3 separate regions of the Homo sapiens genome follow, and regions 2 and 3 are each linked to region 1. Evidence: read pairs that join two places in POLR2A ChIA-PET (ENCODE). Cell type or tissue: HepG2. All regions are shown on one strand.

The links. Peaks named below come from ENCODE experiments on the same cell type or tissue, not always from the same donor. Only the 100,000 strongest peaks of a DNase experiment are listed, where the experiment ranks them.
Region 2: POLR2A ChIA-PET joins it to region 1 with 6 read pairs; 1 of 35 experiments calls an interaction of 5 or more read pairs at or near these places.
Region 3: POLR2A ChIA-PET joins it to region 1 with 8 read pairs; 1 of 35 experiments calls an interaction of 5 or more read pairs at or near these places.

The regions. Positions count from the first base shown.
Region 1 is chrY:2,780,305-2,782,804 of GRCh38, reverse strand. No RefSeq gene overlaps it. Among named protein-coding and RNA genes, the nearest start is that of SRY, 6.1 kb to the left of the region's middle. In HepG2, no CTCF peak of the experiment used is centred here; a DNase peak (open chromatin) is centred at 1,041.
Region 2 is chrY:2,934,868-2,937,367 of GRCh38, reverse strand. It overlaps ZFY (zinc finger protein Y-linked), which reads right to left and starts at 1,987. Exons shown (of 8, transcript NM_003411.4): 1 at 1,599-1,987. In HepG2, no CTCF peak of the experiment used is centred here; DNase peaks (open chromatin) are centred at 1,367 and 2,197; H3K4me3 peaks cover 2,500 bases.
Region 3 is chrY:3,003,643-3,006,142 of GRCh38, reverse strand. The region is part of intron 1 of LINC00278 (long intergenic non-protein coding RNA 278); the gene reads right to left. Among named protein-coding and RNA genes, the nearest start is that of LINC00278, 1.9 kb to the right of the region's middle. In HepG2, no CTCF peak of the experiment used is centred here; no DNase peak of the experiment used is centred here; H3K4me3 peaks cover 699 bases.

The DNA.
Region 1 (2,500 bases):
TCTAAGTGGACATCTGTTTTTAATGTACCTGGGCCAACATCTAGGAGTGAAATTTTCAGCTCAGTTAATTTTGTGTGTACCTTTCCAAGAATTTTCCAGGGTTTTTGTGCTATTTCACACTGCCACAGCAATGTCTGAGCTTTCCGTTGCTATACATGCTCACCAAAATTTGGAACTGTTAGTGTCTTAAATTTTAACCACAGAATGAAGGTATGTAGTTAAAATAATTAAAGTGGTTATAAAAATATACTTGATTTTCTGCTAGAACAAGTTACCCCTCATTACTCTTCTTCCTCAGAATTTCTAAGTTATAATCAGTTTTCTTAAATTTGAATATTGCTGATGTTCCTTAAAATCTCTATGCTCTTTAGAAATGACCAGAAAGTTCTGCTTTTTAGACAGAGATCACATAAAGTTGGTAGATTACAGTAAGGAAATTAACAGAACTACAAATACGTTTAGCAAAAACAACAACAAAAAAAGTTCTGGATTGCTGTTTGTTAGTTTAATAATGTTCTTCATATCTGTCCAGAAAATTTTTGTAAGTCTAAAATCTATGTAATTTGAGTTTTCCTTGTTGTCAGGTAAGAAAGTAATCCTTCCTCCTACTTTTCATTAGAGTACTACCTTTAGAAAACTAGTATTTTCCCCTCTGTTTTTTGAGGTATATGTAAATCTTTTTAAGAACTAACTAAGCCAGATGGAAGGATGGCACCCCAACAGGTCTTTCTTAATGGCCTTGAGCCTTCTCTTTGAAGTGTAAGGAGTGTTCCCAAGTCCCCTTGTCTTTCCTGAGCAAATTGAGGGTCAGGCTGCTATTTTTTTGTGGCCCAATAATGAGATGCAGATGAACTGAGAAGGAAGAGAGTTTTTATTTCTACAAGTGGTTACAGGGAGAAGGCATGTAGATAATATTACCAGACCCACTCAAAATGATAAAGTTTTATAGAGCTTATATACCTTCTGAGCTATACGTCTATGTGTAAGTGCCCATTTATGTAACGACATAAATGATTAACTTTTTTTTTTTTTTTTTTTTTTTTGAGGCGGAGTCTCGCTCTGTCGCCCAGGCTGGAGTGCAGTGGCGCAATCTCAGCTCACTGCAAGCGCCGCCTCCCGGGTTCACGCCACTCTCCTGCCTCAGCCTCCGGCGTAGCTGGCACTATAGGCGCCCGCCACTACGCCCGGCTGATTTTTTTGTATTTTTAGTAGAGACGGGGTTTCGCGGTGTTAGCCAAGATGGTCTCGATCTCCTGACCTCGTGATCCGCCCATCTTGGCCTCCCAAAGTGCTGGGATTACAGGCGTGAGCCACCGCGCCCGGCCTTAACTTCTTTTAATCTATAACTAAGGTCTGAGTCCTGAGGATCTTCCTCAGGAGCCTCAGTAAATTGACTTAATCTAATGGGTCCAGGTGCCGGGGTGATTACCCTCATGTTGTCTCCTGCTAAATCCAGGAGGTTTGCAGAGTTCCTTCAAAGCCCCAATAAACTTGTTTGTGGAGGCCTGGGGAGTTTCTGCAGACCCCCAGTAAAACTTGTTTAATCCTAAATGGGTCCTGTTAAGAATTCATTCATTATTTTGTCATGCTTTAAGGCCCGGGAAAGTCCTGGGAAAAACTCTCGGTGGGCTTTTGTTACATTCCAGCCTTTGTATAACAGCACTGGCTTTTAATATTTAACCACTCAGTCAATACTGAAACAGGTGTTGTGGGGGCCTGTGTTAGTGAGACCTGGCCTGCGACACTTCCACTCTCAGTTTCCAAGTGCTCTCACTCATACACTGTGAAGGGAACATAAATCTCGGGACCCCCAAGTCACTAAGCTAAAGGGAAAAGTCCAGCTGGGAACTGCTTAGGGCCAACCTGCCTCCCATTCTATTCAAAGTCCCCCCTCTGCTCCCTGAGGCAGATTCGTATCTGATCGCCTCCTTTGGAAAGGCTAATCAGAAACTCAAAAGAAGGCAACTGTTTTGTCTCTCACCTGTTTGTGACCTGAAAACCCTCTCCCTGCTTCCAGTCTTCCTGCCTTTGCTTCAAGTGCTCCACCTTTCCAGACGGAACCAATATACTTCTTCTTTTTTTTTTTTGAGACAGAGTCTTGGTCTGTCGCCCAAGCTGGAGTGCAGTGGCATGATCTCCGCTCCCTGCAACCTCCGCCTCCTGGGTTCAAGTGATTCTCCTGCCTCAGTCTCACAGCCTCAGGCACACACCACCATGCCCAGCTAACTTTTGTATTTTTAGTAGAAACAGGGTTTCACCATGTTGGCCAGGCTGGTCTCAAACTCCTGACCTTGTGATCCACCCACCTCGGCCTCCCAAAGTGCCGGGATGACAGGTGTGAGCCACCTCGCCTGGCCTAATTGACTTTTTTTTTTTTTTAGAAAAAAAAAAAAAAGCCCAATTGTTTAAATCGGTTTAAATTTAAATAGTGGCTTAAATTGGCTTTCAATGAATATGTGTGACCCTGAGCATTTCTAACACACATCAGCTGGTCAATTGC
Region 2 (2,500 bases), 150 kb before region 1:
TTTTGTATTTTTAGTAGAGACGGGGTTTCGCTATGTCGGTCTCCAGCTGGTCTCGAGCTGGATTCGAACTCCTGACCTCGGGTGATCCGCGCACTTCGGCCTCCCAAAGTGGTGGGATTACAGGCGTGAGTCACCGCACCTGGCCAAAAAACAGCTACCTTCTTGATCATCCATCCAGTAACGAAAACACTTATCAATTTATACTAGCTCTCAATCCTTCTCAACCTTTAAACTTTTGTAACAGCTGCAGCCAGAGCTCAGCATAAACTGAGGTGTGCCACCAATGTATTTCAAAATCTACTTTTTACAGCCTAAATTTGAATCCCTTTCCTATCTATATTATCCACTCCAGCAAAACCGTAAATATTTGCATCTTCTACAGACATTTCATTCTTGTAATGACCTCTCCTACTCCCATTCCTCACCCTAGCTAAACCCCATCTACTTCAGGATTCCCAATTTTGCAAACTGAAACCTCGCCTTCCTGTGAAATGCCCGCAGCAAACTTTTTGCAGTCACGTTCTGCATTAAGAGCCTTTTAAATCTTTCTTAGCACCTAGCACTGTCCAACGCTCACATTACTGTGCTCCAATTTTCCAGCAAAGTTGTACAAAATGCTAACAAAAGTATTTTGAAGATGAAACTGTATAAGAAATTTCAAATAAAATCTCAATGTCATCATGGGTATATGAACCTACAAGTAATGCATGAATTGTCTTTCAAAAAGAAAAATACCTCTTCTGCCTATTTTCCATCTCTTACTCAAAAAAAGTACACGGACTAAAAAAAAGCTCGCTCGTTTAAATACAGCTCATCAAAAAAGTGTTTCCACATAAATGGGAAAAGTCGCCTTGGGGAAATTTTATTCCTCTGCCCTCGTGCTGTATAATTTGTACTGTACTGTCTATTGGACGAGTGCCTAATAACTTTTTCATAATAAATTCCAGTTCTATTTTGCAGATCCTCGAAGAGGCAATGATGGTTGAAAAATAAGCGCATCGAAGGTCCCCGAACAGCCACATAATGACTTTAATTAGGGGAAAATAAAATTTTCTGGAATTTATGTGCTCTCGTGAGCCTAGATGCCCGAATTGCCACCTGCTGAAACGGGTGGCTGTAGACTCTCGGAAGGGCACAGAGCCGGGAGCGCTGAGGGGCGAAATGACCCCGGCGCCCGAACGGACGCCTGCGGCATGTCACCTAAAGCGTAGCCGACACTGCACCCAGCCAAGGATGGGCTGTGAGGGGAAGGCCGAAAGGTGGCGCTGCCGCAGGCGTCTGGAACGTACGCGCGCATATGGCGACAAAGGCAAGGGCCGCCAAGGGAACGAGCACGCCCTGTTGCGCAGACACGCCGTCGCGCCGGAGGCTGCGCTGCCGCCGCCGCCGCCGTCCTTTTCCCCATCCCCGCCTCAAGGATCATAACCGAATTTTTTTTCCAGATACCGCCTTCAAGATGGCGGCTCCGCCTCCCGACAACACTCTCAATACTCCCCAGCAGCAGGCGCCTAGCAGCCGCCATCTTGCCCCCCCGTCCCTCCTCCCCTTCGCGGACATTTACATAGCGAAAATAGGCCCAGCAGGCCTCCGGCCTTCACCTCACGCCTGCAGCCTTCGCCTTCTCGCCCCCGTGCCGTGCCCTGCGTCCGCAGTGGTGTCGACCCCAGGTCCATCAACTGCCTTCCGGACAAACGGGCGAACTTTTCCCACCCTGCCCGCTTATGGAGCGCACCTCCGCAGCCGCTCAGGGCAACTGGATAATCACTAGGCCTAACTGCGGCCTCCTCGGGGCCTGTTCGGCGCCGAGCGCCACGCCGGCCGGCCTAGCGCGGGAGGGCGCCCTACGGGACGCCGACCAGGCCACAAACAGGTTACTGCGCGCGCACTAGGCCCCGCGGCCGCGGGGGCACGCGGGACTCACCCGACGGATGTGCGGGCGGTCGGCGACAGCGGCGGGTGCTGCAGGACGGCCTTTCTCTGGAGCACTGGGCCGGGCTCCGGCTGGTAGGGCGGGCGGAGGGAGGGAGGAGGGGCCGAGTTCGGAGCTGACAAAAAGCGGCCCAGCTCCCCGGCACGGGCCCGCCGTCAGCACGTCACGTCACCGCCCGGGAGAGAGACCCAGGAAAATGCGGGATGGTAGTTGGGCCCCCTCCGCCCGGTGGGCCTCTCGGCGCCCCGGGTCGGCGCCGGTCACGCCCCGAGTCCGGGGAGTCCAGTGACCTCACTGCGGTGGGGTCTCCGGCAGCTGGAGTTTCCGTCACAACGTTCCTTTTCTCCGCGCGCCCGCCGTCACCACTACTTGCGCACCACCGCCTTAGTTGGTTGCGTGCAGGCAAGCGGCCCCGCACCGGGCCAGGCCACCCCCTGCCATCTCCGGTGGACCTGGGATTCCTAATCTCCCACACCCTGCGCCAGGCTCTCCCGAGACCTATCGCCTCTCGGCGCCAGTCCTAGCCAAGGCGACAGATCTCATTGTTGCAGGCCCTTAGACCCCCGCCCT
Region 3 (2,500 bases), 220 kb before region 1:
CCTTACAAAATCCTTGCAAACTTGCAGAAGTAGTTACAAAAATAGTTATACAAGCAGAACAAAGAATGATGGCATGGGGAGAGAATTTCAGGGAGAGATTGAAAAGAACTTGTTTTTCTTCTCCCTGATCTTGTTAGTCCTATGGCTGTTCTTTCCCATACCCAGCCATGGACTTCTTGCATGGCTTTCCCTAAGGCCTGCATTTGCCTTCTTAAGGACAATTCTCCTAGCTCACAGAGATCACCCTTAATTTGACCTATGATTGGGAGTGGCCGGCCGAACAAGATCTCATAGGGCGAATACCCAGTTTGGTGCAAGTGCACCTGATTCAGAGGAGGACCATGGGCAGGATCTGATCCCATCTTAGATGTGTTTCTTGGCAATATTTCTTTAATAGCTGCTGGAGTGTCCAGTTCATGTGCTCCACTTTTCCTTAGCTTTGCAGCCAGTAAGCTATGTGTAGCTTCCACTTCCTGAATCCTCAGGGGCTTGGTTTGCAACAGGTAGGTCCTGCACCAGTCTATATTCATTAGTCCCCAGTTTCTGCACTGGCAAAAGGAGAGTGTTCTACAGTGACTGTCATCGGGCCAAGATCCTGTGTTCTAATTGCCACTTCAAATGCCCTTGAATGCCATGTATTGCTTCTCAGGGAAGTGGGTAATAACGAAACCGAACCAGTGTTTCTCCTGATTTTAGTTCTACTATCTTTTGTATCTGGTTCACAGCGAGGGTAGGGGCATTATCTTCAGCCCACACTCTACGAATTTTACTAGGCACCCATACAGCTCATCTAGCCCCAGCTTTGACAACCCTTCTGCATACAGCCTCCATTCTTCCACCTGTGGGACATCAAGAGTTAACACCATATATTCAGGATGGTGGCAGGCTTAAAGTTATGGCCCCTTAGGCCCCTACTTCCACCTCTCCCTCATCACCCTCTGGACATTCATTCTTCCAGTGTCCTTTCTTCTTGCACCCCACACACTGGTCCCTATCTAGTGCTGCCTGATCCTCGGGTCTTTGCCTGATTTGACCTCTTCCTTGTCCGCACCTACATCCACTTCGTCTTGGGACATTCGCCCCCCTTTCCATAAGTGCTGCCACCAGCAAATTGGCCTTTTCCCTGAGTCTCCTCCTCACAGTTAGTGTACACCTTGGTGGCCACTTCTAAAACCTGAGTGACATTCATGCCAGTGAAACACTCTAGCTTTTGCAGCTTTCGCCTGATGTCTCCCTGGGTTTGCCCTACAAACACTGCGTTTACCATGCACTGGTTCTCAGTAGCCTCAGGGTCAAATGGACTGCAAAGCTGGAAGGCCTCATAGAGTCTCTCATAAAACTGGCTACAGCTTTCATCTGCTCTCTGAAGCACCTCTGAAATGTTTCCCATATTGAATGCCTTTTTCTCTCCTTTTCTCAAAACTTGCAGGAGTGCCTCTTGGTACCTCTGCAGTTGCTGTAGTTGGGCTTCCTTGTTTGGGTCCCAGTGCGGGTCTGCTTCTGGGAACTGGCCCTGTGCATATGCCAGGACATTAAGGGTGCCTTCCAGTGCATTGTTTTCTAGCCACTGGTGGGCTACCTAGGTCACCCTTCAGCATTCCTTGGTGTTGAACAGCATCAGGAAAAGCTGTTTGCAGTCTGGCCAAGTTGGATTGTGTGTCTCAAAAATAGACTGCATCAGATTTTGTGAGAGCTTGGGGCTTCTCCATGTAGGAGGGAGTATGGTGTTTCCAGTTTAGGAGATCAATAGTTGAAAAAGGGTGATAAATGAAAGTTGGTTGCCCACCCTTGGACCTGGCCCTGTTCATCATAATACATGGGTCCCCAAGTTTCTCAGAGAGGCATCTGCAAAGCTCTTGCAGCCAGATTAAAGGCGGCCTGCTTGATCATTTTGACCTTCCTCCTTGACCTCCTGGGGCAAGGGCTCAGATTTCACACTTTGGGGTTAGCCTGAGGTGTATCATCATCTGAGTCTGGCTGCTATTGGGCCAGGCTTGGTAAAGGTGGATAGATTGGTGCATAGGGGAGAGGGGTTTCTATTTCCGCTGGTGGTTCCTGCAAAACTGGTTTTTCTTGTGGTTTTTCCTTTCTGTTTGTAGCTGACAGTAAAGCTGAATTCTCTTTCACTTTTGGCTCAGCTCGAGCTACCAGTGTTCTGCAATAAGCTGCCAGGCAGGGCTCTAGCCATACAGGTCGAGTTTGAATTATATTCAGCCGTGAGTCAATATAAGGAAATTGGCCTGGAAGTCCAGGCTGTCCTCCGACCTCAGTCACCACCTTAAATACACAGCCAATTATTTCCCCATCTATAGTTCCTTCGGCCGGCCATCCAATACTGAAAGAGGACCACTCTATTTCACAGACAGTTCTCAACCTCTGGGGGTCAACTTGATCCCATAATCCCCCACATAATCTTTCTTAAAGTTGTTTAACATGCATTCTAATGGGGTGGGTTTCAACAACTTCCCTCCCATTTCCTCCCATTTACAGCACAATTCAC